Linked DNA regions of Homo sapiens: region 2 is linked to region 1. The links are chromatin contacts, found by Hi-C or POLR2A ChIA-PET in ENCODE. All regions are on one chromosome and are shown on one strand. Each heading gives the region's core, a stretch centred on a gene start or an enhancer-like site at or near the end of the contact. The rest is flanking DNA. Distances are from core to core; before and after follow the strand shown.

Region 1 (6,811 bases), core at 4,186-6,685:
CTTCTACCCTCGCAGATACTCACGTCGCCCACAGGCAGGGTGATGGGAAACCGCCGCAGGGCGCGATCTTGGACGCGCCCGGCAGCCCCAGCCATCGCGGCTGAGCATGGCAGTTACACTCCAACAACCGCTGCTCTTGGCACTGGCCAAGCCGGAGCCTCATTGGCTGAGGCCTGGAAATCCTGTCAGCCAATCAGCTGAGGGGACGGTACAGCGCTCGGGCACGCGCCCCAGGAACTCTGGGGGCCAAAGACAAGCGCAAGCCTCCCGCAGAGGGCTTTGTTTCCTGCTAAATGTCTGGCTTCCTGGTGAGACTGGGAACTCCATGAGGGCAGGGCAAGATCTTTAATCTTGATCCTCAGTGACTAACACATAGTGGTCACTCATTTGGTGAATCATGAGCCATTAGCATCTCCCCCCGTGGGTCAAACTTTTTAAAAATTTTGCATCTGAACAAATAGGTGCAGACGCACATCCTCTAATCTAGACCCTTGGTATTCCAAGTATAATCTCTCAGCAGCATAGATATCGCCTGAAGCCTGTTAAAAATGCAGGCTCTCGGCCGGGCACGGTGGCTCACGCCTGTAATCCCAGCACTTTGGGAGGCCGAGGCGGGTGGATCACGAGGTCAGGAGATCGAGGCCATTCTGGCTAACACTGTGAAACCCCGTCTCTACTAAAAATACAAAAAATTAGCTGGGCGTGGTAGCGGGCGCCTGTAGTCCCAGCTACTCGCAAGGCTGAGGCAGGAGAATGGCGTGAACCCGGGAGGCGGAGCTTGCAGTGTGCAGAGATCGCGCCACTGCACTCCAGCCTGGGCGACAGAGTGAGACTCCGTCTCAAAAAAAAAAAAAAAAAAAAAAAAAAATTCAGGCTCTCAGGCCCTACCCCAGACCTATTCAATTTAGCAATATTTTAAGATCCTAGGTGATTCCTTTAGCGTTTTATGGTCTGAAAAGTACATTAGACAAAAAAATTATAATATGCTCAATTGAAATATTCCTTTAGAGGTTCTTAAAAATTCAGCCTTGGCCGGGCGCGGTGGCTCACGCCTGTAATCCCAGCACTTTGGGAGGCCGAGGCGGGTGGATCATGAGGTCAGGAGATCGAGACCATCCTGGCTAACAAGGTGAAACCCCGTCTCTACTAAAAATACAAAAAATTAGCCGGGCACGGTGGCGGGCGCCTGTAGTCCCAGCTACTCGGGAGGCTGAGGCAGGAGAATGGCGTGAACCCAGGAAGCGGAGCTTGCAGTGAGCCGAGATTGCGCCACTGCAGTCCGCAGTCCGGCCTGGGCGACAGAGCGAGACTCCGTCTCAAAAAAAAAAAAAAAAAAAAAAAAATTCAGCCATCCCCATTTGACTTAGTACCAAATAAGCCAGCATTGTAAACCCATTTTATAGATGCTAAAAGTAGCTAAGATGCCATGGGAGAGTTAAGAGTCTAGCGCTACATCCTTCCAAAGCTATGTTAGTTTTTTTTTTTTTCCACTTGTTTCCATTTCTTTCTTTTTTTTTTCAATTGAGACACTGTCTCATTCTGCCACCCAGGCTGGAGTGCAGTGGCACGATCATGGCTTACTGCATCCTTTACTTCCCTGTCTCAAGCTATCCTCCCACCTCAGCCTCCTGAATAGCTGGGACTACAGATGCATGCCACCATGCCCAGCTAATTTTTGTATTTTTTTGTAGAGGTTGAGTTTTGTCATGTTGCTCAGGCTAGTCTCAAACTCCTGGGCTCAAGCCATCCACCCACCTCAGAATCCCAAAGTATGGTGATTAAAGGTATACGCCATCACGCCGGCCTGTTTCTGTTTGTTGTTTTTATTATTTTTTAAATTTAATTTAATTTAATTTTTTTGAGACAGAGTTTCCCTCTTGTCTCCCAGGCTGGAGTGCAGTGGCACAATCTTGAGTCACTGCAGCCTCTGCCTCAGCCTTCTGAGTAGCTGGGATTACAGGTGGCCGCCACCACACCCAGATAATTTTAGTATTTTTAGTAGAGATGGGGTTTCACCAGGTTGACCAGGCTGATTTTGAACTCCCAACCTCAGGTGATCTGCCCGCCTCGGCCTCCCAAAGTGTTGGGATTACAGGCATGAGCCACTGTGCCTGGCCTGTTGTTTCACTCTGCGGCCCAGGCTGGAGGGTAGTGGGGCAATCACAGCTGTTGTACTATTTCAGTTCTTTGGTTATCTTTCTCATGCCCCAAGATGGAGTTCAACAAATGTTCTACTGGAGAGCAAGCCATGTGCATATCGCTCACTCCCACCTACAGGCCTATTTGCTTAGCCTAGAGTAAATCAAGAACTTGCCAGTAGTTTCCTAAAATACATAATTTGCACATTGCATTAAGATAGCATTCTTTCTAGCATGTAGTTGACATCTACAAGAGAAAAATATCACAGAAAAATATCATTAGATAATTATATTAGAATGAGACTTTTGGGCCTCAATTACAATTTCTTTCTTTTTTTTGTTTTAAGAGACAAGGGGGCCGGACGCGATGGCTCACGCCTGAAATCCCAACACTTTGGGAGGCCAAGGCAGGCGAATCACCTGAGGTCGGGAGTTCAAGACCAGCCTGGCCAACATGGCGAAACCCTCATCTCTACTAGAAATAGAAGAAAAAAAAATAACTGGGCGTGGTGGTGGCGCCTGTAATCTCAGCTACTCGGGAGGCTGAGCCAGGAGGCAGATGTTGACATGAGCCGAGATCATGCCATTGCACTCCAGCCTGGGCAACAAGAGTGAAACTCTGCCTCAAAAAAAGGAAAAAAAAAGAGAGAGAGACAAGGGTCTTGCTTTGTTGCCCAGGCTGGAGTGCAGTCGCGAGATCTCAGCTCACTGAAGCCTTCAGCTTCTGGGCTCCAAGTGATTCTCCTTCCTCAGCCTCTTGAGCAGCTGGGACTACAGGCGAATGCCACCACGCCTAGCTAATTAAAAAGAATTTTTTTTTTTTAACAGAGTCTCACTATGTTGCCTAGGCTGGTTTCAAACACTTGGGCTCCATTGATCCTCCTGCCTTGGCCTCCCAAAGTGTTGGGATTACAGGTGTGAGTCTCTGTGCTGGCCTACAATCTCTCTTAATGGGTGAATAAAAAATTCTTATTTATTTATTTATTTATTTTGAGACAAAGTCTCGCTCTGCGGCCCAGGCTGGAGTGCAGTGGCCTGATCTCGGCTCACTGCTAGCTCCGCCTCCCGGGTTCACGCCATTCTCCTGCCTCAGCCTCCAGAGTAGCTGGGACTACAGGCGCCCGCCACCACGCCCGGCTACTTTTTTTGTATTTTTTAGTAGAGACGGGGTTTCGTCGTGTTAGCCAGGATGGTCTCAATCTCCTGACCTCATGATCTGCCTGCCTAGGCCTCCCAAAAGTGCTGGGATTACAGGCATGAGTCACCACGCTAGGCCAAAAAATTATTTTAATCTGTTTATAATTATTTTATTAATGAAGGTACTATCCTAGTAACAACTCTGGCAGCAGAACTAAATTATTGAGATTACAACCTGTATTATTTTATTCTGAAAGTACAATTCATACATACCTTTTGGCTTTCTATTTTAAGTGTGGTGGCTTAGAAGTCTGACTCATTTCCCAGATTGTTTAAGCTAAATATATGTTATTTAGGGCACTGTGGATCAGAATAAACACTTGTGTCTCCTGGTTTTGCCCTCAGCTGTGTTACTTAACCTCTCTCTCTGCCTTATTTTACTCTGTTAAAAGCAGATAGTAGTAGTAACTCATGATAAGGTTGTGAGGATTAAAAGCTTAGATTGGTGCCTGCTGTATACTAAGTGCTCAATAAATGGTAGGTTTGATGATTACTATTTGTGAGCAGCTATGAAGTGGGAAAGTAAATCAAATGATTTATGTTTTTACTGGCTTTTGGGCTTGACCTTCTTTTTGTGTAGGATGCTCTTTTTGCATAAAAAGTAGTATTTTTCTGTATTGTCTGTAACTTGAGTTATGACCAGCAGCACAATTTATTACCCGTGTATTTGGATATATCAGATGATGGAGGTAATAGTGCAGTGGTTAAGAGCATGGGCTTTGGAGTTAAATAGACACAGGTTTGGATCCTGTCTCCACAACTTACTATTGGGTGTGAACTTGTGCAAGGTAATTTCCTCATTTGTAAAAAGGGGACTCCAGCTGACCTCATACACAGTTTAAAAATCAAATGAAATAAGCATGTGAAATGTTTGATGCAATGCCTCACGTATAAATACATACATATTTTTCAGACAGGGCCTCGCTCTGTCGCCCAAGGAATGCAGTGTCACGATCAGGGCTCACTGCAGCCTCAACTTCCTAGGCTCAAGTGATCCTCCCACTTCAACCTCCCAAGTAGCTGGGACTACAAGCATGCGCCACTATGCCTGGCTAATTTTTATTTTTTATTTTTTTTTTTGAGACGGAGTCTTGCTCCGTAGCCAGGCTGGAGTGCAGTGGCGCCATCTCGGCTCACCGCAACTTCCGCCTCCCGAGGTCAAGGGATTCCCTTGCCTCAGCCTCCCGAGTGGCTGGGACTACAGATGCGCGCCCGGCTAATTTTGTGTTTTTAGTAGAGACGGGGTTTCACCATGTTGGCCAGGATGCTCTCGGTCTCCTGACCTCGTCATCCGTTGGCCTCAGCCTCCCAAAGTGCTAGGATTACAGGTGTGGGCCACCGCGCCCGGCCTTTTAAAAAATTTTTCGTAGAGACAGGGTCTAGTTATGTTGACCAGGCTGGTCTCCAACTCCTGGGTTCAGGTGATCTTCCCACCTTGGCCTCCCAAAGTGTTGCAATTATAGGCGTGAGCCACCGCACCTGGCATGTATATATGTATATGTATATATATATATTCACCCTCCTCCCCCAGGCCTATAAATATTAACTTTTTTTTTTCCAAAGGCAAATCGAGGACCAGATGCTGATCCAATCGTACCTGAACTACTGATGTTATTTCTTCCACACCAAATTCAAGGTCTCCCCCGGACAAGTGTAACCATGGGCACAATGTCAGACTCTTTGAGGGCTGTGTATCACTCAGCAACTAAAATAAACAACTATAGCAAGATATGTAACCTCTACCAAACACGTTACCGTCTCCCCTTTTTAACTATGTCAATTGTGGTGTTAGGACTTTGCCTATGGAAACCAAAATGTCGACCTCCGGGAGCCGGGGGCGGGGGGGGGCGGGGGGGGCGGGGGGGGGTCTAACTCGATCATGTGACGCACCCCATCCCACCTTTTCTCGCAGTTGCATCAGCCAAGTTAGAGCCGCCTTCCCAGGAATCCACTAATGAACGGATTCGTCCTCAGTTTGACTGGCATGTTGGTTGACCAATAATATCTCATGAGGTAAGGCGCGGCGGGGCACTTTCCGTCGGCGCGCTCTGATTGGACGGAGCGTGGCGGGTTGTGGTAGGTCGTGGTCTGAGGCCGGTACAGCTGCGCGTCTGCGGGAATAGGTGCAGCGGGCCCTTGGCGGGGGACTCTGAGGGAGGAGCTGGGGACGGCGACCCTAGGAGAGGTAGGCCGCCCTCGGAGAGCTCTGCGGTGCTAGGAGAGCGGCTGGGCCCGCAGACTGGGGGGAAAGCTCCGCAGCCGCAGTGGGCCCCAGGATCAGGCCCCGCGTGGCCTGGAGAAGCCCAGTCTGGGCTGGAGCGGGAGCTGGACAGTGTGGCCTTGCGTTCGCCCCCGGGAGCGCTGCGAGTGTCGCGGCCTCGGGTGGATTTGCTGAGCACCAATACCTCACGGTTGCCAACCTGGGGTTTTAGCTCCCTTGGTTTTAATCCCCTAGGGGCGGGTGGGGGCACGGGAGGAAGGATGGGCCAGCTGGGTGCAATCCTGCTGTAAGCCAGCCATTCCTTGATTTCTTAAAATTAACTAAACAGCTGATGCCGGTCCAGGCGCACCGAGACCGTCATCTTAAGCTGTTCTGTAAAACAGTTTGTATTTCTCGGTGTGCTTTGAAGCATGTGAGTTAATTCCGAACTTGGTGTTAAAGGATTAGTATACCTGATCACGAAATACGTATTTAGCAGCCACTGTACTAGATGCTGAGGATGTGCTGTAATAGCCCAGGGCCAGGCGCGGAGGCTCACGCCTGTAATCCCAGCGCTTTGGGAGGTCGAGGCGGGCGGATCACCTGAGGTCAGGGGTTCGAGACTAGCCTGGCCAACATGGTGAAACCCCGTCTTTACTAAAAATACAAAAATTAGCCGAGCGTGGCGGCGCGCGCCTGTACTCTCAGCCACTCCGGAGGCTGAGGCATGAGAATCGCTTGAACCCGGCAGGCGGAGGTTGCAGTGAGCTGAGATCACACCATTGCACTCCAGCCTGGGTGACAGAGGGAGACTCCGTTTCAAAAAAAAAAAAAAAAAAAGAGCCCAGAACAGTCGTTGCTGCTGGGATGGAACTGACAGCCTGATGGGGGAGGCGCACATTAAACAATCCATGAAGCGCGTATGGAAATTATGAAGGGAAACACTTGAGGCTGTGAGACAGTAAAAGAGGGGGAGCCTTATCAAGAAGGGGAAGGCGGCCGGGCGCGGTGGCTCACGCCTGTAATCCCAGCACTTGGGGAGGCCGAGGTGGGCAGATCACGAGGTCAGGAGATTGAGACCATCCTGGCTAACACGGTGAAACCCCATCTCTACCAAATATACAAAAATAGCCGGGCGTGGTGACTGGCGCCCGTAGTCCCAGTAGTCCCAGCTACTCGGGAGGCTGAGGCAGGAGAATGGCGTGAACCCGGGAGGCGGAGCTTGCAGTGAGCTGAGATCGCGCCACTGCACTCCAGCCTGCGCAACAGAGCGAGA
Region 2 (6,436 bases), core at 3,011-5,510, 180 kb after region 1:
CCCTCTGTCCCAATGGCAACACAGCTCTCCTGGGGAACTGCTGCTGCCAAATGGCCAGCCCCGTCCCATTGACCTCACTGTCAACCTCCTGGCTTCTGACCCGTGACCACTCGGTTATACTTGAAAACTGTCCTGCTCCTTGGTGGCTTAGGCTAGCACATGTTAAGCCACAGGCAGACCTCTGTCTGTATTCAGGTTCAGAGCCCAGCTATTCCTCTCTCAACCTTCAATTTCACCTCCTTTCTTCCCTCATTCTAAGCAGATAACCTGGCTCATCTCATTCCCTGAAACCCTTCCTATAGACCCACTTGCATCTGCAACCATCTCTTCCTTCCTTCTTTTATCCACTGGAAAGTTAATCTCCCCCAAGGGCCCTGGATCCCACTTCCTCCTCTCTTCTCTTGACCCTAGCTCCATCAACTGCTATCTCTCTTTCATGTACCTGCAACGTTTCCCTCCCTTTTTGCTGCTTTTCCTCAGCAATTTTTTTTTTTTTTTTGAGACAGAGTCTCACTCTGTCGCCCAGCTGGGAGTGCAGCGGTGTGATCTCGGCTCACTGCAACCTCTGCATCCCAGGTTCAAGCAATTCTCCTGCCTCGGCCTCCTGAACAGCTGGAACTACAAGCACGCGCCACCACGCCCAGTTACTTTTTGTATTTTTAGTACAGACAGGGTTTCACCATGTTGATTAGGCTGGTCTTGAACTCCTGACCTCAGGTGATCCACTGGCCTTGGCCTCCCAAAGTGCTGGGATTATAGGCGTGAACCACCACACCCACCTTAATGACTTTCTGATGCCCTCAGGAAAAAGGCAAAACTCTTTTCATATCAAGTGCAAGATCCTTCACACTCTGGTTCTTATCTGTGGTCTCATTTCTCCTTTCCTCACACTCTGACCAAACCAGACTGAACAACCTGTAATTCGTCAAACATATCAGGTGAGGCGTGAGTGTTCTATTCGGCTCCAGGTTCTGTGCATGCTGTTCCCTCCTGGCATGGTTCCTGCCACCTCTCCCCCAAATACAGGTAATCTCCTCAGGTCACAGCCTCTTTGACATCTTATTTATTTTTTTTGAGATGGAGTCTCGCTCTGTCGCCCAGGCTGGAGTGCAGTGGTGCGATCTCAGCTCACTGCAAGCTCTGCCTCCTGGGTTGATGCCATTCTCCTGCCTCAGCCTCCTGAGTAGCTGGGACTACAGGCACCCACCACCATGCCTGGCTAATTTTTTTTTTTAATTTTTAGGAGAGACGGGGTTTCACCATGTTAGCCAGGATGGTCTCAATCTCCCGACCTCGTGATCCGCCTGCCTTGGCCTCCCAAAGTGCTGGGATTACAGGCATGAGCCACTGTGACCGGCAAATAATTTTTAAAGCTAATATTTTTATAAGTAGTTACAATGCACCAGATACTGCCTATATATATAACTAATTTAATCCTCACAACCTTATGAGGTAGATACTAGCATTTCTATTCTACACTTGAGGAAACAGGCACAGATAAGTGGAAGTGACTCACCCAAGGTCCTACCAAACTGTTGAGTAGCAGAACCCTGCCAATTTGGCATTAGTGGCCGGCTATTTAATCATGACTCCACGCTACCTTTCAAATAAAAGCAGATGGTAAGGAAAGGACAGCTGTGAGGACTGAACCATTAAGCACATTCCCCTAACAGAGAAAGGGAATTGCAAAGGTGGCAGAACAAACACAGTAACAGATGAGTTTTAAGGTGGAATTAAAAAAAAAACTTTAGGCCGGGCGCCATGTCTCACGCCTGTTATCTCAGCACTTTGGGAGGCCGAGGCGGGTAGATCATTTGAGGTCGGAAGTTGGAGACCAGCCTGGCAAACATGGTGAAACCCCGTCTCTACCAAAGATACAAAAAATTAGCTGGGTGTGGTGGCACGCACCTGTGGTCCCAGGTACTCATGGTGCGGCCACCATTGCATCTTGGGCCTCACTAACCAGTTCCCGTTTGTTGGATTCAATACTCTCTCACCACACAGGCCAATCTTGTGTTTTATTAATTTTTTTAATTTTTTTTTTTTTTTTGTAGAGAGGGGCTCACTATGTTGCCCAGGCTGGTCCTGAACTCCTGAGGTAGGAGGATCGCTTGAGCCTGGGAGACAGAGGTTGCAGTGAGCCGAGATTATGCTACTGCACTCCTGCCTGGGTGACACAGTGAGACTCTGTCTTAAACAAAACAAAACAAAGAAAGGCCAGGCGCAGGGGCTCACACCTGTAATCCTAGCACTTTGGGAGGCCAAGGTGGGTGGATTATTTGAGGTCAGGAGTTTGAGACCAGCCTGATCAGCATGGTGAAACCCCGTCTCTACTAAAAACAGAAAAATTAGCCAGGTGTCGTGGCTTGCACCTGTAGTCCCAGCTACTCAGGAGGCTGAGACAGGAAAATTGCTTCAACCAGGGAGATGGAGGCTGCAGTGGGCAGATTCGCGCCACTGCCTGGGTGACACAGTGAGACTCCATCTCAAAAAAGCCCAGGGTGCTTGGCGCCAAAAAAGGGATCTCTGACCTTGTGTTCATTATGACCTTCAAAAGAGTGAAGTGGTGAGGGCATGAGGGCAGAGGAAAAGAAGGGCTTAAGACAACGAAGGAAAAGAAGGCACCAGAGTCTAGTGCCTTTGCCGCCAAACCTAAACCTATAAGGTTGGCAGCAAAACCAAAGCACAAACTGATAACAAAGGAGGTAAAGCCAGGGGAGAAGAAACTGAAGACGTCAAAGACAGAAATGAAGCACATCATCTGGTTTAAAACAAATGATAGAGTTTTTACAGTTCTGGAAAATGACCGTATAATATTCTCTGCTAAGAAGAATAACTTCTGCTAAACAACCATAAGACTGCAGCTGGCTCTACTCAGATCTGCTTATTCCAACAAGACCAAGGTGCTAGTTCTAACTTCGAGTTGTCCCTCTGTATGGCTGCAGCGTTGCGCACAGTGGACTGCCGGTCACAAGGAAGACTGGATGAGCGTGGGTTCACACAACATTTCCCACACTTGCCTCAGCAAAAGAACCACCTGGGACACTTGTTTAAAAATGACAGATTCCCACGGTCCACCTCGGCAGATTCTGATCCTGCCACTCCAGGGAGCTGTATTTTTCAACAAGTACACCAGGTGATCACGCAAGTTTAAGAAATTAACACAAGTTGGCCGAGCGCAGTGGCTCACGCCTGTAATCCCAGCACTTTGGGAGGCTGAGGCGGGAGAATCACGAGGTCAGGAGTTCGAGACCAGCCTGGCCAACATAGTGAAACCCCGTCTCTACTAAAAACACAAAAATTAGCCGGGCGTGGTGGCGCACACCTGTATTCCCAGCTACTTGGGAGGCTGAGGCAGGAGAATTGCTTGAACCCAGGAGGCAGAGGTTGCAGTGAGCCGAGATCGCGCCACTGCACTCCCGCCTGGGCGACAGAGTGAAACTCTGTCTCGGAAAAAAGAAAAAAAAAGAAAAAAGAAATTAACACAAGTCCCTGCCACTGGAAAAGCTTATCCGTCAGGCTGGCTCCTCCTCCACCACCAGACCCCATCCCGGTACATCACGTTTACATGCATGCGGAAAATGGGCTTGGAGATTCTTGATTCAAATCCGAGGTATCACACATCGGCCCCCAAAGGTCAAACATTAAGAAGGAAGCTTACTGCCCTGTCCCAGATTTTTCTAGGTGACTTCTTCCTCCGGACTCTGCAGCAGTCTTTAGTTCTAAAAGCACAAGCGGACCGCACGTCTCAACGCGGGAAAACAGTTCCATCTGCAGGGATGGAGGACCGGGCTAGACAAGCTGGAGTTGGCTCTGCGCCGCAGGGGTGTGCAAGCCCGAGACGGGGGAGCCCGAGGTCACCCCGGCCGCCCTGGCATCGGGGCTGAAGTGCAGGCTCCTGGAGGAGCGGTGCGCACGCCCAGGGGTAGCCGAGAACACAAGCCAAGGCACGAGCGGACAACCTTACGGGGACGAGTACTGGCGCCCGGACGCGACTTCGCGAGAGGCCAGGCGGAACCCACTGGAAGCGTGAGCTAGCGGGGACCACCCCCGGGCGAAACCAAAGGAGAAAGAGGGGAACCCAGGGGTCCCGGGGCGCTTAGGCCCGCGCGGACGGGGAGGCCAGAGTTGCCCCGAAGCTATCTCCTTACCTCACCGGTCCCCACGGGCTCCGCGCTCAGCTACAGCCCGGCGGGAGCAATGCGGCAGCCACAACAGTTGCCTGGGGTCGCCGCGGGCCGGAAAGCGGGGTTCGGGGATGGGAAGGGGGCGGGGCGAAGCGAGCAAAAAGTTCCGGGGAAGCCGAGACCGCGACCTTCCGCGCTTTACGGCCCCCGGGCAAGGGTACTGCCGGCGCGTGACCTCAGCAGCGCACGAGCGCGCCGTGACGCCTTCGCGGAGCCCCGCCCCTGCCACGTGGGCTTGTTTGGGTCTCGCGAGGCACCGCCCCCGCGGCCTCTTTGCCACCCTCAGAGGCGAGCTGTGGAAGCCTTGACTCTTAGGGCCGTTTTAGAACCGGGGCCTCGGACCGGCGGGGTTTCTGCACGTGGAACCGGAACATCTGAGATGATCGCAGGCCCTGTGGAGTGTGGGGAGCGCGGGAGTTCTTTCTTCCCTCGAGGCCCGTGCCAGGGCTTACTCCAAAGCCAGTGGGTCCCCAGTCCTAAGCCAAGCAGTCCCGGGGGAAAACGCTTCTCATCGCCGTGGGAGCGCGGATCTTGGAAGTGGCTCTGGGCTTTCTTGGGCGAGGCTCTCACAGAGTAGATCGGAAATCCATTCTGCTGGCCCGCCCCACCTCGGAGGACGGACTAACGGACCTGAGTTCCCGGCCCTATCTTACTCTTCTCAGCTTCTCAGCTTGGCTCAGCTCAGAGGAAGAGGAATCACTGAAGTCTCAGAGAAGTCTCCACTCATCCCTTCCTCACTGTCACATCAGCCTTTTCTTTCCTTCTAGAACTCATCACTGACTCAAGGATATAAGTTTGATGACTGTCTTTTCCACTGGTGTGACACGATCTCTGTCGACAGAACCTTAGTCTTATGCATAGCTTTATTCTCAGCACCCAGAACAGTGCCTGGCACCTCTTCCACTGAATATTATATGCATAAGGGTCTCATGCTGCAGCCACCATTGCATCTTGGGCCACACTATCCAGTTCCCGTTTGTTGGATTCAATACTGTCTCACCACACAAACCAATCTTGTGTTTTATTAATTTAAAAAAAATTTTTTTTTTGTAGAGATAGGCTCACTATGTTGCCTAGGCTGGGCCTGAACTCCTGGCCTCAAGTGATCCTTCCATCTCAGCCTCCCAAAGTCCTGGGATTACAGGCGTGAGCCACTGTGCCTGCCCCAATCTTGTGTTTTATTGCTGGCCACCTGTAGCCAGGCACTGTGCAGGATGATGGGATCCAGCAATGTACAAGAAAGAGGCGGTTTCTGCTCTTAGGGAGTGGCAGTCAAGTTCCAGGGACCCCTCTGTCACAAGGCCAGGCCACAGCCTACATAGTTTATACCCCATTTACTGGCCAGTCAAATCACACAAAGACAGCCCAGATGAGGTCTGCCAGACAGTGGACTGAAACTATGCCATAGGCTCCTGTGCTAGATAAATACTTCCATATTTTAGCTAGGATTGAATGCTTGGGGACACCTACCTGTCTAAAAAAAGAGAAAACGGCTGACCAATTTGAGACATTCTCGGGGAAGGCTTTCCTGATGCCCAGATGTGGCGATTTCATGAAAAATATCACAGGTTTTCCTCATGAACCATTTGGTTCAAGCCATTTCCAGGCACATGAATTTGGGAGAAACCTGGTTGTCTGCAGGAGATGGTGGATGAAATCAAGTGAAATACTTAATGTGTTGATTTCATTCTGTTTACGTGCAGTAAATAGCAAACAAATGGTGTAGATCTGTCCCTGATTTCCTTCTCCATCACCATGATCGGCCTCCACTCCAAAATGCTAAGTCAGGCTGGGTGCGGTGGCTCATGCCTGTAATGCCAGCACTTTGGGAGGCCAAGGCAGTTGGATCACGTGAGGTCAGAAGTTCGAGACCAGCCTGATCAATATGGTGAAACCCCATCTCTACTAAAAAATACAAAAATTAGCTGGGCGTGGTGGCACATGCCTGTAATCCCAGCTACTTTGGGAGGCTGGGACAGGAGAATTGCTTAAACCCAGGAGGCGGAGGTTGCAGTGAGCCAAGATTGTGTCACTGCACTCTAGCCTAGGCGACAGAGCGAGACTGTCTCAAAAAAAAAAAAAAAAGGGAAGTAAGTCCTAAGGCCCCTTTCATTGTCAAAGATGGGTCTTGTCCTTAGTAGGTTCTCATAACCACTGATGCACTATTTTTTCTAGGGGATTGAGTGTTTTTATTTTATTATTATTTTTTAGATGGAGGCTCACTCTGTTGCCCAGGCTGGAGTGCAATG

The links. Hi-C counts contacts between places; a loop is a spot of excess contacts on that map. ChIA-PET counts read pairs that join two places held with the same protein, here RNA polymerase II (POLR2A). Pooled maps may share reads with other maps.
Region 2: a map of naive thymus-derived CD4-positive, alpha-beta T cell shows a loop between it and region 1 (9-fold over the local background). The contact joins the promoter of PDPR here to the promoter of AARS1 in region 1. A Hi-C loop is called at or near these places in 1 of 168 maps with a recorded cell type or tissue (naive thymus-derived CD4-positive, alpha-beta T cell) and 12 of 50 pooled maps. POLR2A ChIA-PET finds 5 or more read pairs at or near these places in 2 of 52 experiments (H1 and WTC11).

Annotation. Positions count from the first base shown.
Region 1 is chr16:70,288,130-70,294,940 of GRCh38, reverse strand. AARS1 (alanyl-tRNA synthetase 1) reads left to right here and starts at 5,435. Exons shown (of 21, transcript NM_001605.3): 1 at 5,435-5,520. It also overlaps a transcript of DDX19B not described here. RefSeq lists a silencer at 6,090-6,219.
Region 2 is chr16:70,112,156-70,118,591 of GRCh38, reverse strand. PDPR (pyruvate dehydrogenase phosphatase regulatory subunit) reads right to left here and starts at 4,260. Exons shown (of 19, transcript NM_017990.5): 1 at 4,152-4,260; 2 at 3,662-3,771. RefSeq lists enhancers at 2,784-3,726, 4,247-4,296.